Regions from separate parts of the Mus musculus genome. Here all the other regions are linked to region 3. A link is a loop called in an ENCODE intact Hi-C map of the cell type or tissue named here. Cell type or tissue: left cerebral cortex. All regions are shown on one strand. Region 1 has its middle 37 kb from the start of Gpr143. Region 2 overlaps Shroom2 (shroom family member 2). Region 3 holds the start of Shroom2 (shroom family member 2).

The links. Peaks named below come from ENCODE experiments on the same cell type or tissue, not always from the same donor. Only the 100,000 strongest peaks of a DNase experiment are listed, where the experiment ranks them.
Region 1: it touches region 3 in a loop (2.5-fold over the local background); 4 of 42 quality-filtered maps call a loop at or near these places.
Region 2: it touches region 3 in a loop (4-fold over the local background); 7 of 42 quality-filtered maps call a loop at or near these places.

The regions. Positions count from the first base shown.
Region 1 is chrX:152,816,542-152,821,541 of GRCm38, forward strand. No RefSeq gene overlaps it. Among named protein-coding and RNA genes, the nearest start is that of Gpr143, 37 kb to the left of the region's middle. In left cerebral cortex, a CTCF peak has its summit at 2,665; a DNase peak (open chromatin) is centred at 2,688.
Region 2 is chrX:152,702,516-152,707,515 of GRCm38, forward strand. The region is part of intron 1 of Shroom2 (shroom family member 2); the gene reads right to left. Among named protein-coding and RNA genes, the nearest start is that of Shroom2, 64 kb to the right of the region's middle. In left cerebral cortex, a CTCF peak has its summit at 3,028 (motif pointing right); a DNase peak (open chromatin) is centred at 3,065.
Region 3 is chrX:152,767,855-152,772,854 of GRCm38, forward strand. It overlaps Shroom2 (shroom family member 2), which reads right to left and starts at 1,632. Exons shown (of 10, transcript NM_001290684.1): 1 at 1,432-1,632. The coding sequence starts at 1,596. In left cerebral cortex, CTCF peaks have their summits at 1,492 and 1,988; DNase peaks (open chromatin) are centred at 1,394, 1,858 and 2,130; H3K4me3 peaks cover 1,964 bases.

The DNA of each region.
Region 1 (5,000 bases), 49 kb after region 3:
GTACTGGGGGGTTATTGGTTAGTTCAACTCTTAAGTTAGCAATATGAGTTTCAGTGATGTTTGTTCCTGTTTCATGTCTCAGAGAATTCTGTCCTCTACAATAGGAAGCAGTGGTTTATCACGTGACAACAGGTGGAGCCAGGGTAGGAAAAAGAGTCTTTGACTAAAATTGCTCAGTGGATAAAAATTAATGCAGAAAACCTACATACCAGTGTGCTGCTTCCTGTATTGACAAACTCCATTTGGAGATTTTTCTTTTCCCATCACCAAGCTGTAAGAGAACGTTCTATATGGAGGTTTAGAGTAATAAAATGTATTATGATATGTGGTAGTTTGAATAGATTTGGCCCCCATGTGTTTGAATGCTTGCTCCCATGGGGAGTGGCACTATTAGAAGGTGTGGCCTTGTTGGAGTAGGAATGGCTTTGATGGAGTGTGTCTTCGTGGGAGTGGGCTTTGAGTTCTCCTAGTGCTCAAGCTCCACCCAGTGTGGAAAACGCCTCCTATGGCTGCTTTTGGGTGGAGATGTAGAACTCTCAGCTCCTTCTCTAGCACCATGTCTGCCTGCATGCTGCCATGCTTCCAGTCACAGTGATAATGGACTAAATCTCTGAGATTGTAAGCCAGCCCCAATGAAATGTTTTCCTTTATAAGAGTTTCCTGGGTCATATTGTTCCTTCACAACAATAAAACCCTAACTAGGATTTTATTAAAACCCTAATAGGATCCTTGTTCAAAGTCAACAATAATATTAAGCGAGAAGAACAAACTGAACCTAAACATTTGTGCTAGAATTGTACCAGTATATAGTGAAGGCAGGTCATATAGCTTGCAGGTTTTGTAGCTTGCAGATTCTGATTATGGCCTTTCTCCAGCACATGACTGCTAGTTAGTAGGAGTGAAGCTCCTAGTTAGGCACCAGTTCAACTTCTCTGTTTTGATAGCATATGTAAGTTTTGTCTTCATCAATAGGGCCTTACTATTAGGTTGTAGATAGTAACCAATAGCCTTGGCAATAGCCTATAATGTTGGGGGTTTTCAAAGGATCCTTTGGACAACAACTCAATAAGATGTAACCTATCTTTGACATTGGAAAGTTTATTTGGTGGCCTAAGAGTCTTGTTAGGGCAATCTCTCCACTATTATTTGGTGTCTCCATTTAGATCCCTCTCATATATGTATATATTTTATTAAGTCTCTACAGTAGTAGGTTTCAATATGGTTTTACCTTAAGTGTTAGTTGTTCCTCCTCACTTCCTGTCATTCCTTCATCTTGCACTTCTATTCCCCTCTCTGTTTCTTCTAGTTTCCCTTTTGATAGATTTTCATTTATGTTGGATAACAATGTTTTAACATTGCTTATTATTTTTATGGGTATGGATGCATGTCCACTTGTATGTCTATATACTGCATTGGTGCCTGGTGCCCACATGTTGACAGGAGAGGACATTGGATCACCCTAGGTTTAGAATTATAGGCAGTTATAAGATGCCATGTGCATACTGGGAATTGAACCTGGGTCTTCTGGAAGAATAGTCAGTGCTCTTATCTACAGGATCCTCTCTCCAATCCCTTGGGTAACTATGATTGCTAATCTTGATTGTCAATTTGACTATATCTGGAATCAACTAAAAACCCAAATAGCTGTACAAATGTTTTCTTGATTAGATCATTTTGAGTTGAGAAGACCCACCCCAAATCTGGGGCCACACCTTCTGGCAGCCCACATAAATGGACATGGAAGAAGGAAGTTTTGTTATTTTCCCTCACTCTCATTGGCAACTTCATGTATTTTGTTCTTAAGGCATTCCTTTGTTGTTATTAGAACCCACTTCTTTGAGGTTCCAATATATACTGAAGACAAGCAGCTCTCTAGGACTTCCCTAAGACTTCAGCATCAGATTGAGACTGCTGAGACCCCTGTCTCATCAACTGAACAACCACTGATGCTTTGGCCTTTCCATCAGGAGATAGTCATTGTTGGACCACATCCTATAAACCACCTTAATAAATCCCCATACACATCAGACAGGCTTGCGGGTATGTGTACACATGTACGCATACACACTCCATCCTATTAATTTTGTTGCCTTAGAGAACCTTGACTAACATAGATTATGGTACTGAAGTGGTTCTAGAAAAACAAAATTTTATGCTAGAATTATTGTGGCTGCTATTGTATGGTGTTTTTGCTGTGAGAGCTTTTCTCAGAAGTCCTACTGCCATGTCTGCACTACATTGGACATCACAATACCTATCATGGATGTGAATTCCGTGGAGAGGCCATTATACATTATGATATCCTAAGAAAGCAAGCCAAGTGACAGTCATTAGCTCAGCTCACATGGAAAATGGACCAATGGGAAAGCTGGTACTAAACAGGAGAGAGGTGTAAGGGATTTTTTTTGGTGAGGCAGGAAGGAAAACTGTTCATGAAGAGCTGCATACAGATTATTCTTTGTGAAGACTTCACATTGAAAATGTCAAGCTGAATTTAGGTATTAAGGGCAGCTGACTATGTCTACTTTATGCCATGACAAAACTCAATACTACTGGTGCAATAATGGCTATCCAACCAGTAGAACATGATTATTAAAGGGCAGTTCTCACAGTGGAGAACCATTTTCAGTTACAATGGAAAGGTGAGGTAAGACTGCCATCTAGAGTGTAGACACCAGCTATACAACTCAACATCTTTGGCTGCACTGGACATCTTGCCAGATCATTCATTACTCAATCCTAAAGGTGGATTGCTTAGACTGAGAACCACTTTGCTTGGATGCTACCACAAGAGTGGCATCTCCACAAATAACTACCATTCATAAGGGTGGGGTAACTCCTTGGGAGCATAAATCCAACAGAAATGACTGTATTATACTCATGTCCACCAGACTTAAAACAAGCAGTGGGTGTGCTCTATAATGACTCCTTGGGTTGAGCACAGAGATGAAATAAAAAGATGTAACAGGTAACAGGATCACTTTATTCTGATATATATGTGTATATATGTGTGTGTAGAACTTCCTTCTTCCATGTGTGTGTGTGTAGAAGAACTTCCTTCTTCCATGTCCATTTATGTGGGCTGCCAGAAGGTGTGGCCCCAGATTTGGGGTGGGTCTTCTCAACTCAAAATGATCTAATCAAGAAAACATTTGTACAGCTATTTGGGTTTTTAGTTGATTCCAGATATAGTCAAACTGATAAACAAGATTAGCAATCATAGTTACCCAAGGGATTGGAGAGAGGATGTATACACACACACACACACACACACACACACACACACACACACACACACACACACTTTTGAGATTGGGTCTCAGTATGTAGTTCTGGTTGGCCTATAAATCACTATGTAGACCAGTCTAACCTAGAACTCACAGAAATTTCACCACTTCTGTCTCCTAAATACTGGAATTAAGGGTGTGTACCACCACACCTAGTTTCATATTTTTCTTGACAATCCTTTGATTTCTGTTTCCACCTACCAGGAAAACATTTGCACATATTTTAAACACACAAGAGGATGTTCTTAAGGTCCCTTCCCCTTAGGAAATAATCCAGATATTTGAATCATGTATATCTGTGGGTTGTGTCTGTTAGATGAACAAAGACACTTTCATATGCTCTGAACTTGAATTACTTTAGAAATGAGGAAGATTCTAAAAACACAAGTCTCAGCTGAATACTATCTAAACAACATGTCATCCCAGATGATTTTTTATTATAATACAATGTAAGAAACAAGAAAAGCAATCACAGAAATACAATGTCATCCTTTAGCTGCTTTGGCCCTGGAGTGACCTTCCTTTTATGAGTCCATTTCAAATAAGAGTTTGTGTCACAAACATAGTCACTGCCTACATAACAAAAATACCCCCTTTTAAATTTTCAAAGAATGTTTTTTTTTTTTTCTTTTTTAATGCTTGGAAACTTATGACAAATGAGATTATTTTTTTCATTTTTTATTAGGTATTTTCTTCATTTACATTTCAAATGCTATCCCCAAAGTCCCTATACCCTCCCCCTCCCTGCTCCCCAACCCACCCACTCCCACTTCCTAGCCCTGGCATTCCCCTGTACTGGGGCATATGATCTTCGTAAGACCAAGGGCCTCTCCTTCCATTGATGGCAGACTAGGCCATCCTATGCTACATATGCAACTAGAGACACAGTTCTATGGGGTACTGGTTAGTTCATAATGTTGTTCCTCCTATAGGGTTGCAGACCCCTTTAGTTCCTTGGGTACTTTCTCTAGCTCCTTCTTTAGGAGCCCAAGATTATTTTTTATTTAGTTCTAAACACACAAGAATTTGAGGCACTGGAGGAAACATCATGAAGGTGTGATTATTTAGCAGAAGAGACGGAGGAGCTGAAAATTACTTAATACTTTTAATATTACTTAATATTTCTAATAATTAATATTTTAATATTTTTCTTTTTATTGGCTATTTTCTTTATTTACATTTCAGATGTTATCCCTTTTCCCTGTTTCCTCTCCGAAAACCTCCTATCCCTTCTCCCCCTCCTCTGCTTCTGTGAGGGTGTTCTCCCATCCACCCAGTCCCACCTCCCTGCCCTGGCATTCCCCTACACTGGGTCATCCAGTCTTCACAGGACCAAGGGCCTCTCTTCCCATTGATGCCTAACAAGGCCATCCTCTGTTACATATTCAGCTGGAGCCATGGGTCCCTCCATTTGTATACTCTTTGGTTGGTGCTTTAGTCCCTGGGAGCTCTGGGGGGTGGGGTCTGGTTGGTTGATATTGTTCTTCTTCGTTTGGAGTTGCAAACCCCTTCAGCTCCGTCAGTCCTTTCTTTCACTCCTCCACTGGGGACCCTGTGCTCTGTCCAATGGTTAGCTACAGAGCCTCTGTATTTGTCAGGCTCTGTCAGAACCTCTCAGAAGACAGCTATATCGGGCTCCAGTCACTTCCTGGCATCTGCAATAGTGTCTGGGTTTGGTGACTATATATGGAATGGATCCCCAGGTGGGCCAGT
Region 2 (5,000 bases), 65 kb before region 3:
GATATACAAAACCCCTTCTAAGGTTTTCTATTGGTAGCTGAAATAGTCCTACATGTATGTGCTCAACAGACAAATCAACCATTCCCTCCACCAAATTTGGATAAATTCCTTGGCCTCAAAGGACCAGGAGTCCATCCTGTTGTGTATTTTCTGCTTTGTTTTGTAGCAGTGAAATGATCCTTGACAACATCTAACACACAGTATTTCATCATGCCTCATAAATCAGGTTCAGTTGCTTGGCCCTGCTATGTGAATACTGCTACTCACTTTGTACAAAACAGAATGACATCTTTTTCCAGACCAGTATAAGAAAATGATATATAATTTTTTAAAAGAAAATGTTTTATGAATTTCCATTCTATACTAAACCCATATGCTATCTCAAGTTGGACTTAATTATTCATGCTTGTACTAGACAACCAACTTAAATTTGGCACCAATTTTCAAGGAATAATGAGCCAGTCCAATGGTTGGCTATAAGCAACCACCTCTGTATTTGTCAGGCTCTGGCATAAACCCAGAGCTCCCAGGAACTAAACCACAACCAAAGATTACATGGAGGGACCCCATGGCTCCAGCCACATATGCAGCAGAGGATGGCCTTGTCAGACATCAATGGGAGGAGAGGTTCTTGGTCCTGGGAAGGCTCGATGCCACAGTGTAGAGGAATGTCATGGCAGGGATGCGGGAATGGGTGGTTGGGTGGGGGAGCACCCTCATAGAAGCAGGGAGAGGGAGGATGGGATAGTGGTTTTTAGAAGGAAAAAAACAGGAAAGGAGATAACATTTGAAATGTAAATAAATTAAATATCCAATAAAAATAAATAAAACATTTAAAAAAAGAGTGACTCAGGCATGGGTGGTACACATCTGTGATCCCAGAACTCAAGAGTTTAAGAGAAAAGATTATGAGTCTGTGGCCAGCCCGAGCTACAAGCAAACAAATAAAAATAGAAAACAGAATTGCCACATGATACTTTTTATACTGTAGTCCTGTGTTTGTAAGGAAAGGCCAGAGTGTGTATTTAACTACCAATGCAAAACTATAGATTTTTTACTGTAATTAAAAAATGAAGCCTTGCGAAGACAAAAGAATATAAATTCTATAGGTAACCAGGTGCACTGTGGATGAAACATTGTAATTTGGTATAATGGAAATATGAAGGGCCATATTCACTTCAGGTTCAAAGTGCTGATGTAAAAGCTCCACAAACAAAATGTGTAGGGCTTGAAAGGAATACAGCAGCATTAGGGAGGACATTCCATGGAGGTCTTGACATGAAGAAACATGCAGGCAGGAAATGGAGGCATGCCAGAGGGATGAGTCAGGGGAAACAGTGTAAAGAATACACAGGAGTGTGGGAGGATCCTGGCAGAAGGTGAGAAGACTGAGAACTTGACCTTGAAGCAGAACGTGGGCACTGTTCTTCAGGTAGTGGAGGTGGGTAAGGGAGGGCAGAGAAGTCAAGTGTAAACTTATGATGAAAACAACTACTTCAGGATATTAACCTTGTAGTGAAAATAAAAATAAATGTCTTCAACAAAAAGAATAGAACAGCAAAAGCCAGACATGGTGGTAGGCACCTGAAATCCTGGCATTGCGGGGGGGGGGGGGGGGCGTGAGGCTGAAGTAGGAGAATTACAAGTTTGGGGACCACTGCAGCCGTGATGAATACCCACCCTGAAGCCTTTTCAGTGCTCTTGACAGAAGTTATTTTTATAGTGTAAAGACAACTAAGGTAAGCAGGACTCTGGTGATAGAAGGAAGAAGACCTAGCTCACCATTCACGTTGAAGTCAAATTCTGAGCTTGGAGAAGTGGAATATACCCACATGTCCAGTCATCAGAATGAAATAGGGAAGAGCAACTTTGCTGTTTTATGAGTCTAAGATCACACGTCAAAATGTGAGTCACACCTGCAGGTTATCAGCTGTAATTATTTCCAGAATATTTTCCCTTCCAATGAATAGCCTAAAGTGCATGAGCAGGCCATGCCTTTTGTTACACAGGAGGATAATAACCTCCCCATCTTCTTAAATCCATTACTCATTCTGTTTGCTCTCAGTTCCTTCAGAAAGGAAGCTTGACTCAGGCCGGGGGTGGGGTATTTAACAGGTTGGGAAAGGCCACTAAGGTGGGACTTCAGGGAAAAATAATATAGAGGTCTAATAATCCTTCCATTCATCCCTGAAATGAGGCTCAGGTTATACTTGGCCCTAAGACACAGAGAGGCAAATGTGGCCTGGATGGGGTGACAAAGACAGGTAAATGAAATGTTTTAAAGGAAGGTAATGAATTGGTGACAAGTTCTGATGCAAGGGCAGGGTCATGTAGACACGAAAATGGAAAACAGAAGTACCTATGGGGCCTCAGTCTCCCAAGAGATCCAGAGGCTGAGCAGATAGATATTAGTGAACAAAAAGGAGCTGACTGCTCTCCTGACTGTGAGAACCAGGCATTGGTTCAAAGTTTTGCAAGACAGAGAGGCAGGCTCAGCAGCCAGGTAGGATAGACTGGGAACCAGAGAGCCATTTACATTCTACAGCAAGGACTCACAGTTTTCATGATGATGGGTGACCTCTTCCCCAGATGAGGTAAAAGCCTGGCAAATCTCTATCAGGACAATGTCAAATCTCTATCAGGACAAGACTGTACTCTAAATAGTGCCAGATACAGTCTTCCTAAAAGACACCCAGGGACAGAAAAAATAAACTCAGAAAAAATTTCTAGAGAAAGTTCTATTTCTATAAAAACAAAGGATTTTAAAACAGCATATTTTCAGTACTGCAAAGCACCACCAGTTAGCAATCCAATGTCCTAACTCACAACTTTAAACCTAAAACAAAAGGGGGAAAAAAGCTTATCTATAGGGCCTAAGCAGTGTCAGAAAAAGGAAGAACCTAGAACCACCCTGATTTGACTCTCCAAAGCCAAGACTCACATCTCAATGACAGTAAAACACAAGCTCGGAAACAATACCCTACACCGGGAACATCTCTAAAGTCACAACTAGCACCTTTTCAGTACAGTCAGCAGAGGGCACTGGAGGGACACCAAGAGAAGACTGGTTTCCCTTCCTTATCTCACGTGCTTTCCTCTCTGCCAGCCCTGTGGGACATGGCAGTCCTGTGGTACACCTAGTGACAATAGTTTCAAAAGTGTCTTTCTTGGTTTCATTAGCACCCCTTCAGCAGTTTCCCAGTGAGTTTTAGCAACAACTTTCAAATGGCTTTCTAGTGAGTTTCAGGGCATCCTAGCCAGTTTCCTAGTGAGCTTCAAGAACAGCACAGGACGACATTTTACTGATTGCCTCTGGGCCTGTGGCCCTGACTGTCTTCCCTATCTAGAGAAGACAGTCAGGCGTCAAACATACACACAGTCTCATTCTCATTCCACCCCCCTCTTTCTCTACCACCACCACCACCAAGCTTTTGGGGTGCTGAGGAAGGGAAGACAGATTTCTCTTTTTGTACATACCCTGGAGATTCTGCCTTCTTAATGCCAGGTCCAAAAAAGAAAAAAAAAAGAAAGAAAAACAAAAACAATAGCCTAATGCTAGTTAATGATTCTATACAGTATTTAAGTGATGAGTCCACATTATAGTGTCAAAACTAGCACCAAACTACCACATTCAAGCAATCTCTTGCCTCAGCATCCTGAGAAACTGTGACTATAGGTGCATGAGCAGGAGAATTTTTTTTTTTTTAAATCAAGAGCCACAGGCATAGAGTAAATCAGTCTTGCTGAGGCAGGCGGATTTCTGAGTTCAAGGCCAGCCTGGTCTACCGAGTGAGTCCCAGGACAGCCAGAGCTACACAGAGAAACCTTGTCTTGAAAAACCAAAAAAAAAAAAAAAATCAGTCTTGCTTTGCAAGACCTCTGGTTTCTATGGCAACTGCTCTAATTTGTTTTTATAAAGAGACAAGACAGAATATAACACAGCCAATTCACCAAATTCTGATTTGTACTAAGCAATCTTTATTCTAATTTCTGTATGGTTTGTTACCCAAACCTAATTGATAAAAGTTCTGAGGTAAATGCATTACCAGATACACAGCCCTGATGGCACAGAGGAAGAGAAAACCAGGTGGCAAGGTAGAAAAAGGTTTGTGTCAAAGAGGGTTTACAAAACATTGAGGCAGGAAATGGGACTTAAGACTTGTTTGTACAGGATTTGGTAAAAAAAAGTCACTCATTTTTCTTTAATCTCACTTTGGTTTTCCAAAACCTGATTATCTTAAACTGGGTTTGCCGATGCACTGCTGTAATCTCAGCTACTTGGGAGGCTTATTAAGGAGAACTGGGAGCTCCAAGCCAGTCTGGGCTTCCAAGCCAGTCTGGGCTTCAGTGAGACCAAATATTAATAAAAAAAAAAAACAATAAAAGCAAGCAAAAAAAAAAAAAAAAAAAACTACCAGGACAACAAGGCATAGTGGCAAATACCCACAACCCCAGAACTGGAGAGGTAAGAGGCAAAAGGATCCAGAGTCCAAGGTCACCCTCAACTATATTATTCTATTCAAGACTAACTTGAGCTACACAGATCGTACCTCAAATAAGTAAAAGGGAGAAGAAAGGACAGAAAAGGAGAAGAAAGTTAAGGGAATTGGGAAATGAGAAGAAAAGGGGAAAGGAAAAGAGAGAGAAGGAAGAGAAAGGAGAATGGACAAAAAGAAAACACTCAGTACAACCAGGAAAGACAAGCAGGAAGATAAAAGGTAAGATAAAAATGGAGATATGTTGCAAACTCATAATACTAAGTATACTCACAGAGCACTGTTGTTACACTCTGTTCATGTCAGAATGAGATTAAAGTCTGGTGTGGTGGCAAGTGCCTGTAAAATCCAAGCATTTAGGAGATGAAGGCAGAAGAATCAGTTCAAGGTCATCCTATATAAGTATGGGATACAAGACCCTGCCTCCAAAAGATGAAAACACCCTAGGTCAACTATAGGATATAACTGAGATGTTTGAAACATGCTACAAACTCCAAGTATTAT
Region 3 (5,000 bases):
CTGTGGTAGTACAGCCCTGTAATACTAGCACTCGGGTGGCTGGGGGGGGGGGGCTGCAACTTTAAGGCAAGCTAGTGAAACTTAGTGAGCCATTGTCTCAAAAATAAAAATAAAAATAAAAATAAAAATAAAAATAAGGGCTGTAGATAGCTCAGTGAGAGAAGAGTACTTGCCTAGTACTGCCAAGGCCGACTTCAATCCTAGCACTGAAAAGAAAAAAGGGGAGTGAGTGTATCAGACTCGGACTTGGTATAAAGCTCAGTGGTACAGAACTTTCCTCGCATGTGGAATGCCCTGGGGCTTGGATTCCCTGGAATGGCACAATCAAACAAAAAAGAATCCACTTTGATATAAAAGATTACATGGTGGCTAATTTTGTAACAGGGTGAGGGGTGATTGATCGATTTGAGGTCTTTTGCTGTTTGAATGCCGCCAACACCACACCACTTTTCAAAGTCAAGACCAGTGGAGCCACCTAATTCTTCACGCTTTTAATCCGGGTGGGAAGATAAGGAAATTTGTAAGTCATTTTCACACCTTCAAACACCTCTAAGGAGCCAGGAATATTTGCATTTTAAAGGAGACTTTGTCCTTAGGACTGGTAAGACTCAACTCTGCTTAGAGAACAGGGCCCTAGTTTCTTTTAACCAGAACACCTGAGAGATTGGCTTGTTGTTTATTTATACAAGTTTATACATGTTTAGTTGGTAAGTATCAGGATAGATTGCATTTTAAGAGAATACCAATTCTAAAGCAACCTACACACACACTCACACGCGTTAATTCCAAGTAAGATCTCTTTTCTTACTATCAGAACTCAAATTCTACTTTAAAAGCACTCTGAAAAAGTTTCATTAAGTGTTGGTAGATATCCAGAGCGCGTGGATGTAGGACAGGAAGCCGAAAGTCAGCAAATATTGATGAGCTCCTGGGAATCGTGAAACTGCCTGGCAGCAGCTTCTAGTAGGGAGTTTCAGACTGAAAACCGGTACAGATCAAAAGGGTGACAACCAGGGGCCCTAAACAAGCAAACAAAAGTTGGGAAAGCTGTACCCACTCCCTGGTTCCTGGGAATTTTTTTTCCCTTCATTTCATGGCAGCCTCGCAGGTGTAGGTCCACCGCTGGACAGGCCAGGAGTTACAGGGGACTGCCAGGCCCTTTCCCAGAGGGGGAGGGGAAGGAGACCCGGAACAGGAGCCATTGAAACTACCAGCAATGTTGGGAGCCGCCCGAGGGCGGCTAGGATGGAGCCGGAACCACACACCTATGGCTGAACAGAACCCAGCACCCACAGGTGACTCCCAACAGACGCGTCCCAGAAAACGAGGCCGCGAACCGGACGTCCCATCCAGCGCCCTGAAACCCCGACCAGCCTTCTGGGTCCGGACTATCTCAGGACTGTCACGGGGCAGACCCCGGGGTAGCCTTACCTTGGTGATGACCAGAGGCTCGCCATGCTCGCGGCCGCCCTTCAAGGTGAAGCCCCAAGGGGCGCCGCCGCTCAGCTGCACCTCCACCAGGCGGACGCCGTCGGTCGCCGGCGCCTCAGCTTCGGCCAGGCGCTCGGGCCGTGCACGGGGCTCGGCGCCCTCCATGACGCGGGGCGCTCAGCCCCTCCACACTCAGCCCTTCCACCCGCTAATGCCCACGCCCATGCACTCCGGGAAGCACGAACCGGCCCACCACCTAGGAGCCTCCAGGCGGCTGGGCCGCCGCCGCCACTACAGTAGCCGCCGGCCACCGCTGAACTTGCTTTGCAACTTGGAAAGCGCTACGCGGGCCGGACCAGGAGGGAGCGCGGAAAAGGGCGCGGGGAGGGGAACGGGGAGGGGGCGGAGCAGGCGCGCTCCTCTTCAGCATGGGCAGGGGAGAGGGAGGGGCCGGCTCCCGGGGGCGCGCACACGGGGTTTTCGCACTGACTGCGCTAGAGGTCCAAAGGGGTTTCTCTAGTGCGCTCAGCCGCTAGGGGTTAAGGCGCGCTCTCCGAGACCAGCGAAACCTGCCCGAACTGGACCTGGTCAGGCGTGAGGTCGCACGCACGGTCCCTCCCGCCCAGCTCTAGAGGCGCCGATGGGCTCGGGGAGGGTTGGGCGCCACCGGGGAAAGCCCTTGCAACAGGTGAGGTGGCGGAAGTGTCCAAACCGGACTAGGCGGGACCTGGAGGCGATCGGGAACCGAGTAGCTGCAGGCCAGCCCCTTCCAACTGGGAGCGGAATCGACCCAGCGCCTCCTCCTTTGAGCCAGTGAACCGCAAGTGCACAGGTGAAGCTCTGGCATTCCCGCTGTCCTGTATGGCCGCACCTTTGCTCCAGCGCCAAGACTCTGGAAAAGCTGTTCCGAAAACCATTAGCACACCAGAATGCCTGACCCCGGGCCACTCGCAGGCACATCCCAAAACTCTGGCCCTGAGGTTAATGCTGCGGGCAATTCCTTGCAGCAAAGGGACTCTGGACCTGATCTGTTGAGGGCCTTCTCATTCTTGCAAATTCCTTTCTGTAGTACCAGCAGGCAAACATAATAAATGCCATCCACCCAGCTGGCACTTTTGTCACAATTTAATAGGCCTTTCTTCCATCCAATTCCTACCCTTTATGTTCATAAAATTGTACCTCAAGTTGGGAGGCAGTTGCCCTCATGTATGTCTGAGCAGCCTGTGTGTGCCAGACAAGAAGCCAAAAAAGGGCAGACATCAGACCCCCTGTGAGTGCTTCACCGTGTGGGTGCTGGGAACCAAACCCAGCTGAGCTACAACCCCTTGCCACAAGTTCTTAAAATGTGTTCTGCGTTTATATCTCTAAAAAGGAGGAACTATCTGTTTGAAGTTAATGAAAGTTTGCCACTCTTTACGTTTTTATTTTATTAGTTTTAGAAATTATCTCAAAATCTGTGTAGCCACAGATGACTGAATTCCTTTCTATTCTCCTGCCTGCATCTCCCCAAGTGCTGTGATTCCAGGTATGAGTCACCATGCCTATTCATACTTTGCTGCTTTTCCATTTCCATGAAACGAGCCCACCTTAGAAATGTATACACTGATAGGAGTTTACACGTTTTACAGAGGGGAAAAGTTTTTTTTTTCCATTAATGTTTGTATTGTAGCTGGAGGCGGTTCCTGTTTCCCCAAACAGTTCCATCCTAATACTTTTAGCACCTGATAGCACTGGGAGGTGAAAGCAAGGACAACCAAGAGAACACTGGACCAAGAACACCTTTAGGCTTGGCTGCTGTGAAGCCTGAATAGGGAAGCTCAACTCTAGTCAGTTTGTTCAAACAGACCAGATGCATCACACAACAGAGACAGAGTGTCTTGGTTACTTTTTTGTTTGTTTGTTTGTTTTCTTTTTCTTTCTATTATTTCTTGTTGCTAGTGGGGTTTTTTTTGTTTACTTGTTTTGTTGTTTTTTTTGGGGGGGGGTTCTTTTTTTGAGAAAGGATTTTTCTGTGTAACTTTGGCTGTCCAAACTTGCTCTGTAGACCATCCATCCAAGTTTTGTGGTGGTATCGAAGTTGACCACACCTGTCCTTGCTCTCATCACACCTAGACTTCTATTTCTTGGGTATCTTGTGAAAATATCAAAATCTTGAAAGAGGTGACAGGGCCAGTGAGTTAGCCCAGCAATTGCTTGTCACTCAAGCCTGACAACGTAAGTTCAACCCCTGGAACCCATTTAATGGTGGAAGAAGGTAAGAAACACTCTCACAAAATTCTATGTGTGTGCATGCACAAATACCACAACACACACATGCAAATCAATAAAGTTCTTAAAATTTGTATTTATTTATTGTCTGGATATGAGTGTTTTGCTTGCAGGCAGGTCTATGCACCACATGTATTCCTGATGCATGTGGAGGCCAGAAGAAGAAGATATCAAATCCCCCTAAGACTAGAGGTATAAACAGATGGAATATGCTGGTAGGTGCTGGAATTTGAACCCAAGTCCTCTAGCCAGTGCTTTGGAAGAGCAATCAGTGCTCTTAGTAGCTGAGCCATCTCTCTGGCCCCACAGAAAATAAAAACATAAAAACTTTCTGATAACTTTCTGATAAAACTCTAGTTTTATCAGACTTGTACACTTCTGGTAGTAGCATCTCCCCCTCCCCCTCACCACACCTAGGACACACAATCTGACTGGGATTCCTAAAGTTACGATGTATTAGTTGATATATTCAGTTTCCCTTGGGAAGGCAGAGATATATTTTGTTCCTGGCTTCTTGCTCCTTGAGTTGAGTATTCAACTTCTTTACTCAAGAAGGCAAGCATATTCTGCTGGTGATGACCTAGAAGCCTCTACATCCATGGATGCAAGAGCTAAAGGTGTCTGTTTCATTTCCATAATCTGGCATTTATTTTCTTTGAGAGAAAAGAGGTGAAATCCTAGGTAATTATGTATAATTTGCTTTGTCCATAGGAATGGATAAATAACCAACTTTCATGCTTTAATCAATAACTAATCTATATGAAAATGTGATGATTGTTAACATTCTGTCTAAGCTCCGCCCCACAGTTACCTAGCAACAGCCAGGTATGCTTGACTCACTATAAAAGGGGCTGCTTGCCCCTGCCTCACTCTCTTGGTCTCTTGTTTCTCTCTTGCTCTTTCTCTGCTTCCCTTCCCTCCTTCTTCCCCATTCCCTTCTCCCCCCTCTCTCTCCACATGCTCATGACTGGCCTCTACTCCTCTACTTCTCTACTCTCTTTGTCTGCCTTTCTCTGCCTCTACTACCTTCTTAACTCCCCTCCCCATGCCCTGAATAAACTCTATTCTATACTATTCTGTCGTATGGCTGGTCCCTCAGGGGGAAGGGATGCCTTGGCATGGGCCCGCTGAGACATCCCCTTCCTCCATACCTCACCAAACCTCCATAGAACATATCTCTCCTCTCTTTATCTTTTTATAGACACGTCAATAATGGAGCTGGAATGGACCTTAGTATTTTCCTAGCAAGTGAATTATGTCGGGGTCAGTCACCAACACTGAAAGAAAATGTTGCCTTACTC